Linked DNA regions of Homo sapiens: regions 1 and 3 are each linked to region 2. The links are chromatin contacts, found by Hi-C or POLR2A ChIA-PET in ENCODE. All regions are on one chromosome and are shown on one strand. Each heading gives the region's core, a stretch centred on a gene start or an enhancer-like site at or near the end of the contact. The rest is flanking DNA. Distances are from core to core; before and after follow the strand shown. Region 1 holds the start of LINC00630 (long intergenic non-protein coding RNA 630). Region 2 holds the start of HNRNPH2 (heterogeneous nuclear ribonucleoprotein H2). Region 3 holds the start of BEX4 (brain expressed X-linked 4).

Region 1 (3,194 bases), core at 635-3,134, 1.4 Mb after region 2:
ACAAACCATTCTATGAGGAAACCTGAGAGGTTGTCTTAGTGAGTATTCATTCTGAACAATTTTAGAAGTGTTTCTCAAAGAAAGTGTCCTGAAACACTTTCTCCTGCTATAGTGATAACCCTTGGCAAGGAAGTAACTTTCCTTGGGCACACATAGACAGGGCTCCTTTAGGAGACAGCAGATAGATATACATTGCAGTCCTTGGTCTTTATGACTGTCCCAATGCAGCACTGCTGGGTGGATAAGTCAATTCTAGAACTTACTCATAGTAAGCCCACGTGACAGCAAATCTAAGTCACATTCTCCAATATCACCTTATAAGAGATAAAGTCAATATATGTTTCTCCTTATTCTTTTCCTATGTTTCTCAGTTGGTTTAGAGCTCAGACTAGAAGCAGAAGAGTATTTTGGGGGCCCCTTAAAGAATTAAGCATTGTGAATCAAGAACTATAGGAATAATTGTAGAGTCAGTGAGACACAGTTAGAGGAGTAAACCTGTGGGCCTATTTTAAGTCCCATCCCTGAAGGCAAAGCTGAACAAGTGCCTCCTGAAGGGCAGCTTACTACCAAGAAGTTGAAGGGAGAGGGCTTGGGCAGAGTATCATGTGTCTCCTTCCAGATTCTCCAATCGGATAAGTCATTCCTGCCGTAGAGAGGAGTGAGTGTGTAGAGGCTACATGTATTTTTGTCATGGATGTATTTTCCACATGGAAAAACATACCAGGAATGAAGGATAAGAATTTCCTTAAGGCAGGGCTGGGTGCGGTGGCTCACGCCTGTAATCCCAGCACTTTGGGAGGCCGAGGCGGGTGGATCACGAGGTCAGGAGATCGAGGCCAGCTTGACTAACATGGTGAAACCCTGTCTCTACTAAAAATATAAAAATTAGCTGGGTGTGGTGGTAAGCGCCTGTAATCCCAGCTACTCGGGAGGCTGAGGCAGGAGAATCGCTTGAACCTGGGAGGCAGAGGTTGCAGTGAGCTGAGATTGCGCCGTGCACTCCAACCTGGGCGATAGAGCGAGACTCCGTCTCAAAAAAAAAAAAAAAAAAAAAAATTTCCTTAAGGCAAACTACTGTGTGTTTTAATTGACTGGATTCCTGCCTACTAAATGATTATATTATTCTAGTCCGGCCTCCCTGAAATAACTGTATTATTACTCAAATGACAGTTTTTGTGTTTCTAGATCATTCAGTCACTTGATTATAAACAATCTGTTTTCTGCCACAGAAAACCAACTGCCTAGTATAGTGTGTGAGTTGTACATGTTCCTCCTCAGAGGGCTAGCTCATCTCCCAGAGTCCTAGGACACCTCTCTGGGCTTCTGTGTACTGATGATACTCCTCTAAGGTCACTTTTTTTTTTTTTTTTTTTTGAGAATCTCGGCTCACTGCAAGCTCCGCCTCCCGGGTTCACACCGTTCTACTGCCTCAGTCTCCTGAGTAGCTGGGACTACAGGCGCTCGCCACCACGCCCGGCTAATTTTTTGTATTTTTAGTAGAGATGGGGTTTCACCGTGTTAGTCAGGATGGTGTCGATCTTCTGACCTCGTGATCCTCCCGCCTCGCCCTCCCAAAGTACTGGGATTACAGGCATGAGCCACCGCGCCCGGCCCCCTTAGGTCACTTTTAAAGCAAAATTCCTGACAACATGGACTTCCTTTCCTCTACCATAATGAGTAGAGAGTCTTGAAAATTGCCCGGATCCCAGCCTCTAATTGGTATGTTTTCTCAGGGAGTTATCTGAAGAATGAAGGTGTTTTGCTTTAAGGGATAGGCTGGGGATGGAGGAGCGGGTTGTGCATAGTCATTTTCAGGTGTGGAAGACAAGCCAGTGCTACGCGGTTGCCATAGTAACCTGACGTCATATTAGCGACGGTGACGACTTTTTATTGAGACCAATTTGGCCTGGGGAGAACCGCCTTCAGGCGTTTGGACTCAGTGGAGGTTGTGAGTGCCCAGCAGTGTGGCCTGAATCTCCGTGGGGTTTAGGGAGACGAAAGGACCCCAGATCGACGTCCCCTCGTTCCCACTTTGGGGATCGGCGCTCTGGCTGTTTCGTGAAGGAGAGAGAGGTGGGTCTCTTCTGGCCCCAGTGAGTGTGGTGTCCTGCTCCAGGGTGTCCCGGGGCTACTTTCCCTGTAAAGGCGGGACGCGGGAGGATGAGACAGGTAAAGACCCTCTCTGAGCCCAGTTTCCCACTCTGTAAAATGGAAATAAAAATGCTCACCCACAGGATTGCTGAAACCTTCAGTGATAACATAGGTGCAAGACGATAGCCCTGTGGTTATTGCAGGATCAGGAATGCCTGTATGAAGTCAGGCCTCTTCTTGTTCTGTTTCAAACTTTCTTACAGTATAGACAAGGGAGAAACTTTATGTTTAACATGCATTTATGATAAGTTTATATATATATTTCTGACTGCATAAATAATAACCAGTGATTCCCATCAACACTATCAAATGAATGTTGAAATATAAAGTTAGTTAGAAGGCCTTCCTACCAATTTGAGATTATAATATGCATTCTCCCATATCTGTTGTATAATAAATTTGTTTATGAACTATAACTTATAAAGTGTCAATTAAAAAGTCATATGATGTTTTGATATATTTTATACATTGTAGAATGGCTGAATCAAGCTAATAAACCTATGCATTACCTAATGTACTTTTTTTTGTGGTGAACACTTAAAATCTACCCTTTTAGCAGTTTTCAAGTGTACAATATATTTTTATTAACCATGGTCACTATGATGTACAATAGATCCCTTGAATTTATCCCTCCTCTCTAACTGAAATTTTGTATCCATTGACCAACATCTCCCCAAACCCCTCCCCAGCCTCTGTCTGGTAATTACTGTTCTACTCTCTGCTTCTATGAGTTCAACTTATTTAGATTCCATATACAAGTGAGATTACGTGGTATTTGTCTTGCTGTGCCTGGCTTATTTCACTTAATGTCCTCCAGGTTCATCCATGTTGTCACAAATGACAGGATTTCCTTCTTTTTTCAAAAAGCTGAATAGTACGCCATTGTGTGCATGTATGACATTTTCTTTATTCATCTGTTGGTGGATACTTAGGTTGATTCCATACCCTGGCTATTGTGAATAATGCTGCAGTGAACATGGGAGTACATACATCTGTTTGAGGTACTAATTTCATTTCCTTTGGATATATACTCAGAAGGGGGA
Region 2 (2,927 bases), core at 190-2,689:
AGGTAAATATCCTCTCTCCAGAAAAATACACATATTCATTCAGATTTGTAGATTTACATTCATTTTCCCATTGAACATTTGCTCTGTAAGCGCAGTTGAATGGTCAAGCGCTGTGCTATGTACTTTAAATAGGTTATCTCCTTGAAAACTCACCTGTGTGAGATAAGAACTATTTTTCAGATTTTTTTTGTCAGCTCCCTGAAATTAAAAGGTTGTAATCCCAATTTACAGATAAGGATTGTGAGGGTCAGATATGTTCAATACCTATCTAATCCAGCCTCAACCCTCACGCAAAGGTGTAAATGTATAAAGTTCCTCCATGTCAACCTTCCAGCCTGATGCCACGCTCATGGGCGAGGTGGGAGAGATCTCAGCGACCTTATGGTCTCTCTAACTCCCTCGAGATACTGCCGAGAAATCCACGACCCCAAAAGGAGAAAAAATGGCACGAATCTTAGTTCCCCATTCCTCCTACCCACCCTAGATGTTCTAACGGTTAGCACCCGGCAGAGGAAGAGCAGAAGTTCACAAGAAGGGTCTGAATAGAACCGGGCAGGGCTACTTTGGGCACACTGCCTATGGGGTGGCCCTGCTCTGCAAGGAGCAGTGAAAAAAGAGAACCGGGCAGGGAGAGAGAGAAAGAGAGAGGAAAGAAGAGAAAGAGAAAGAGAAGGAGAACGAGAGAGAGAGAGAGAGAGAAAGAAACAGGGGCCGCTGGCCGGACTCCCATCCCAGGAAAGGTCACACAGAGAAAGTTTAGGGCTAGTCCTGATTCGGGACAGTTTGCTGGGGATAAAAAAGCAGCAGCAGAGTCGGGTGGGGGAGCTCTCCCTCGGGCTCAACTGTTCCCGTTGAGACTCTCCAGTTCCCCAAACACACCCAAACACATGGAAAAGCAAAGGGAAGGGAGTACCCAATATCTGATACCTGATGCAGGAATCTGGCTCTTCCTGGCAGTCAAGGTTGCACATGAAGCGCTCCCAGTGCAGCCAGCCCATGGTAGGCGTCCTTGCCAATCCATTGTCCAGTGCTCTAGCCCCAGGGATGTCCCAGGAAACGAGGGCCAGGAAGCGAAGCGCAAGCGCGCAGCCCAGATGTAGTTCTGGGTTCCTCAGCTGCATTGTCACGGTGACCGGACAGCATAAATTTCCGCGGGTAACCTGGGCTTTTAAGATTAACCTCAGGGGCGGACCAATCACCGATGACTTATTAAATAATGACGTTATTGTTTCTCTGGCAACTGGGACGGTTATCCCCAGAGGTAGACCAATAATCAGTCACGTAAGACGTTCCGCTAACCAATCACCCTCTTCCTTTCTTGATATTGACCCGCCCTATTTCCATACCAGAAGGAAGTGCGGCACCTTAGTGATCCCGAGTTTAAGCCGAGAGTTGCTCACGTGACCGAGATCTCACATGACGTAGGCGCTCACGTGATTACTCGCTTACGTGAGCAGAAGTAGTTCTGGTCGTCGTCTACCGTCTCGCTATAGCCGTTTGAGGGAAGAAGGAGGAAAATTACCCGGTATCGTTAGAGGTTGGTGTGTGGGTGGGAACTGGGGACCCAGGGGTGGTGATGATGAAGACCAGAGCGGGGTTCGGGGGCCGCCTCCGCCTCTTTCGTTCTCTGCTTTCCCCTCCCCCCTCGCGCTCTCTCCCTCCTCCCCCCCATCTCAGTGCCGGGAAGCCGCCTGTGCTGCGCCTGGTGGGGAAATGGTGGACGCTCATGACTGTGTATGTGTTTTTGTATATCTGTCTGTCTGGGCCGGTCTCGGGGGACCCCTAAGGGTGACCGTAAGGCGAAAAACGTTTGAAAACCACGGCCCTGAGTTAAGAAAAACAGATACTGAAAATAGTGGTCTGAGTGCTGGTCTATCCATTCAGGCACTCAGTCTCCACTGCCTGATTGTCTGTAAGGGGAGGCCCCAAGTGAATTTTATCTGTAGAGTCACATCTAGGCAAATGCGTGCTTGACAAAGGCGCCCAATAAATTACTTTACTGAATAGAGTATTTGAATAATGTTTATTTTTCTGCTGATAACAACAATCTACATATTCAATTTCGAACATTTGAAAAATAACAATATAGTATAAAATTTAAAAATACACATAATTCACCACCCGGAGACGACTGCTCAACCTGATGTCGTTACAGTTTTTTAAAAAATGTGTATAACACACATATAAATACACAAATTCTTAACTCACAAAGAGTCCTGGTTCCCACTTTAGCCAGCAGTCCTGATGGCCTTCCCAGGAGACGCAGTAATGAAGTAGAACCTCTCTGCCCCTACAGAAGGGCTCTTAAGGAATAGAGCGGTGCAGGGAATTAAATGGGACGGGTTATCCCAGGGATAAGGCAAGCAAAAAAAAAAAAAAAAATCCTGCAAAATGAAATAAAAAAACAGCTTGTAAATCTGTCACTGAGACCTTAGGATGGTTAATAGGAAAACTGTTATCACTGCAGATGCAGTGTGCTAGGCACATAATCGGCAATCAGTAAATGTTTGTTAAATCGTTTCCTCAGTGTAGTTTTATGGCCGTTATTACACTTTGTACTTTGTTTCCAAGAGGCCCAGTGCTCCCAGACCATTTCAGATAAACCATCCACATACAAAATTAGAAAATTTTATAAAATTTCCTATACCAAATCCCAGAAATGCAAACATTTTAATTTGTTTTATGTTACTTTTTTTGCTGAAGTAAAAGTAATTATTTCTGTAGAAATTTAAGGCTGCATAAAAAAATTGGAAAAATAACATGGAAAATCCATAAACCTCCCACTCAGAGTAACCACTAATATGTTCTTTCTAACTTAAAAAGAAAAAATCCCAGTACAGCAAATGTAAAGAATTAAAACTGTATAGAAGTATATAGGGTAAAAAGCGAAAAGCCCACTTCACCCCCCCACCCTTCAGTTCTCTCAA
Region 3 (3,206 bases), core at 259-2,758, 1.8 Mb after region 2:
CAGGATGCTTTTCTAGAATTAGTTACCATCTTATAGGAACCACAGAGTAAAGAGATAATGTGTTAATGACACCACTGAGATCCAGACTGTAGGAAAATACAGAACAAATGACTATTTCATCAATAATTAAAGAAAAAATTAAAAAATGAAAACCCACAGATTAAAAGAAATTTAGGAAATTTGGCAACCAATCAAAATGCGCATATCTTATTTGTATCTTGATTCAAACAAACTGTTAAAAAAAACTATAATACAATTGGGTATTTGAACACAGATTAGACATAAAATGATATTAAGGAATTGTGAATTATTAAATGTGACAACAGTATTGTGGTTATATGCTAAAAAGAAGAAAACCCTTATCTTGTAGATACATACTTTGAAATATTTATGCCTAAAGTGATATTATGTCTAGAATTTGCTTCAGAAATAATTTTAAGGTTGGGAAGCGGGTAAGATAAAGACGAAATAAGATTGGCCATGAGTTGTTAACTGTGGAATCTGAGTGAGGACTAGTACATGGGGTTTGCATTATACTATTCCATTTTTCCAAATGTTCGAAATTTTCCATTAAAGTTAAGATAAAGTTAAACTATAAAGACTGTTTCTTAAACAAAAAAGGGGCCGGGCGCTCACGCCTGTAATCCCAGCACTTTGGGAGGCCGAGGCGGGCGGATCACGAGGTCAGGAAATCCAGACCATCCTGGCTAACACGGTGAAACCCCGTCTCTACTAAAAATACAAAAAATTAGCCGGGCGTGGTGGCGGGCGCCTGTAGTCCCAGCTACTCGGGAGGCTGAGGCAGGAGAATGGCGTGAGCCCGGGAGGCGGAGCTTGCAGTGAGCCGAGATCGCGCCACTGCACTCCAGCCTGGGCGACAGAGCGAGACTCTGCCCCACCCCCCAAAAAAAGGAACAGAACAGAAAGGTATTAAGAAGAATTAGAAAAAAAATCCACTGTCCTTGACTCATTTCCTGTCCCCCCCCAAACGTTCTGGTGTGGAGAAAAGGATGAGCATTGGTAACAAGTACCACAGTTTGCCATTGGGGTGGGCGGGACTGATGCTCTCTTTATTTAAATTTTTGACATCTTGCTCATCATAAATTTTCTTGCAATAATTGTTTTTTAAAATGTTGCATTAAAATGTTATTTTTCTTGACTGCTGAGGAATTTTGCACCCCTTTAAATTCTGCGCCCGCGTCCTGGTTGGGAGATGTGGGGAAAATCCTGGGAGCCCAGGACAGGGAGAGGCAAGTCCCCACAGAAGTGGGAATGGCCAACAGCTCCCTGAGAAGACAGCTTCCCTCTTGGGGAGGCAGAGGAAGTCCCAAGAATACACAAAGACAGGAGAGTGGAAGGGCCGGCCAGTCTGGAGATACTAAAAGAGACTCCGGATGAGGATAGGGGCTGACCCGAAAGCCCCGCCTGACTCCGGGCTGCAGGAGGGGGCGTGGGACGGGGGCGGAGCCGTTGGCGATGACAACAGCCCCACGTGACCGGCCAACACTGAGTGTTGTCTCGCTCTGGCGTCAGAGCCGTCGTGGCTCGTTCCATTCTCGGCGGTGGTACCTGCTCCCGGTGGCCCTGAGGACGTGTGGGCCAGGGGCGGCCCCGAAATTAGGAAGCGGAGGGGGAGCAGGTAAGGAACCCGGCGGGGGGTCCCTGGGGTTGGTGTGAGGGAGTGGCTCCGGCCTGCGGATGCCCACCCCGGGGGAGCCGTGCGGAGAAGCAATCGGTCCGCGATGCAGCCCCCGGGCCCCGCGGCGGGCCCGCGAGCCTTCCTTGAGCGGAGAGGTGCCCGGCCCGGAGGGAGCCGGCGGTCCTGGGGCTACGACCCTTCGGAAACACCTGCCTACGCCATCAGCGCAAGCTTTTCCGACACCCCTGCCCCGCACTTCTTGGTGCAGAAAATGGTGGTCAGCTTGCGGGGCGGGGCGGCTGAGGCGGGGGGCGAGGGTGGCGAGGAGGGCCAGGGCCAGGGCCAGGGCCAGGGCCTCGGGGCGGGGCGGGGGAGGGGCCGGATGGCGGTAGTTCCTAGCTAGCGTTCTGCTGCAGCAGCCCCCACTTCCCCCACCCCGGCAGTCTGCAGGTCTGCGGGGCTAAGTGTCGCGGCGGCGCACCTCGCGTCAAGAATCCGGAGGAGGAGACTGCAAGGATAGGCCCAGGTCGGTGCGAGGGTCGGTGGTGAGGCGGGGGCCGGAACGTGAGGAAAGCCCAGTCTGAGACCCTAATCCATGCCTTCACCCTCGCCCCCCTCTACCCCATGCAACCCTCCCCTTCCCACACGCCATCCTCGTCCTCCATTTTGCTGCCTGCGGAAGCCTGGAGATGGATCTACAGGGAAAATGGTGGGCTTTGCGGAAGGGAGGGGCTCGGATTGAGGGCACCCCACAGGGCATACTGGCTTCTCAGGTGGAAAAAAATGAAATGTTAGAGTATAAAGTCAAGTCCAGGGCTCTGAATTTTAAAAGGTGCCTAGTAGGGCCTCTGTCCTCAGTGCTTATCAGTCCACCAAGAATTCAGCCCATTTTCTCTCTCTTGTCTCCTAGGAGTAATGGAGTCCAAAGAGGAACTAGCGGCAAACAATCTCAACGGGGAAAATGCCCAACAAGAAAACGAAGGAGGGGAGCAGGCCCCCACGCAGAATGAAGAAGAATCCCGCCATTTGGGAGGGGGTGAAGGCCAGAAGCCTGGAGGAAATATCAGGCGGGGGCGAGTTAGGCGACTTGTCCCTAATTTTCGATGGGCCATACCTAATAGGCATATTGAGCACAATGAAGCGAGAGATGATGTAGAAAGGTTTGTAGGGCAGATGATGGAAATCAAGAGAAAGACTAGGGAACAGCAGATGAGGCACTATATGCGCTTCCAAACTCCTGAACCTGACAACCATTATGACTTTTGCCTCATACCTTGAATCCTAAAAGTTTTCGCTGAGGTTAATGTGAACACTGCTTTACAAGCTTGTATTTTTGTGATTTACTTTTTCTGTAAGCCTTTTGGGGTTTACACTTACCAGTTTCTAATGGAAATTAGAATTCTAATTGAATATTGTTTTGTCTCAGCCTAAAAGTTACGGTCAGCATGGCAATTCACCTATTTTAGGAAAAATACTCTTTTCATAATATGAAATGCATAAAGCAGTTCAAAAAGCAGTCTGTATTCCATCATCTTCCTTTTTCATTCCAGTCCTTATTTTTGTAAGT

What was found. A loop is a pair of places that touch in the nucleus more often than their neighbours do. ChIA-PET counts read pairs that join two places held with the same protein, here RNA polymerase II (POLR2A). Pooled maps may share reads with other maps.
Region 1: a map of naive thymus-derived CD4-positive, alpha-beta T cell shows a loop between it and region 2 (28-fold over the local background). The contact joins the promoter of LINC00630 here to the promoter of HNRNPH2 in region 2. A Hi-C loop is called at or near these places in 1 of 168 maps with a recorded cell type or tissue (naive thymus-derived CD4-positive, alpha-beta T cell) and 10 of 50 pooled maps. POLR2A ChIA-PET finds 5 or more read pairs at or near these places in 1 of 52 experiments (T-cell).
Region 3: a map of CD8-positive, alpha-beta T cell shows a loop between it and region 2 (4-fold over the local background). The contact joins the promoter of BEX4 here to the promoter of HNRNPH2 in region 2. A Hi-C loop is called at or near these places in 3 of 168 maps with a recorded cell type or tissue (CD8-positive, alpha-beta T cell, breast epithelium and naive thymus-derived CD4-positive, alpha-beta T cell) and 7 of 50 pooled maps.

The regions. Positions count from the first base shown.
Region 1 is chrX:102,767,269-102,770,462 of GRCh38, forward strand. It overlaps LINC00630 (long intergenic non-protein coding RNA 630), which reads left to right and starts at 1,885. Exons shown (of 12, transcript NR_146589.1): 1 at 1,885-2,073. The region is part of intron 8 of ARMCX5-GPRASP2 (ARMCX5-GPRASP2 readthrough); the gene reads left to right.
Region 2 is chrX:101,406,783-101,409,709 of GRCh38, forward strand. It overlaps HNRNPH2 (heterogeneous nuclear ribonucleoprotein H2), which reads left to right and starts at 1,440. Exons shown (of 2, transcript NM_019597.5): 1 at 1,440-1,537. The region is part of intron 3 of RPL36A-HNRNPH2 (RPL36A-HNRNPH2 readthrough); the gene reads left to right. It overlaps GLA (galactosidase alpha), which reads right to left and starts at 1,143. Exons shown (of 7, transcript NM_000169.3): 1 at 928-1,143. The coding sequence starts at 1,121.
Region 3 is chrX:103,213,600-103,216,805 of GRCh38, forward strand. BEX4 (brain expressed X-linked 4) reads left to right here and starts at 1,509. Exons shown (of 3, transcript NM_001080425.4): 1 at 1,509-1,639; 2 at 2,083-2,165; 3 at 2,550-3,206. The coding sequence starts at 2,555. The coding sequence ends at 2,917.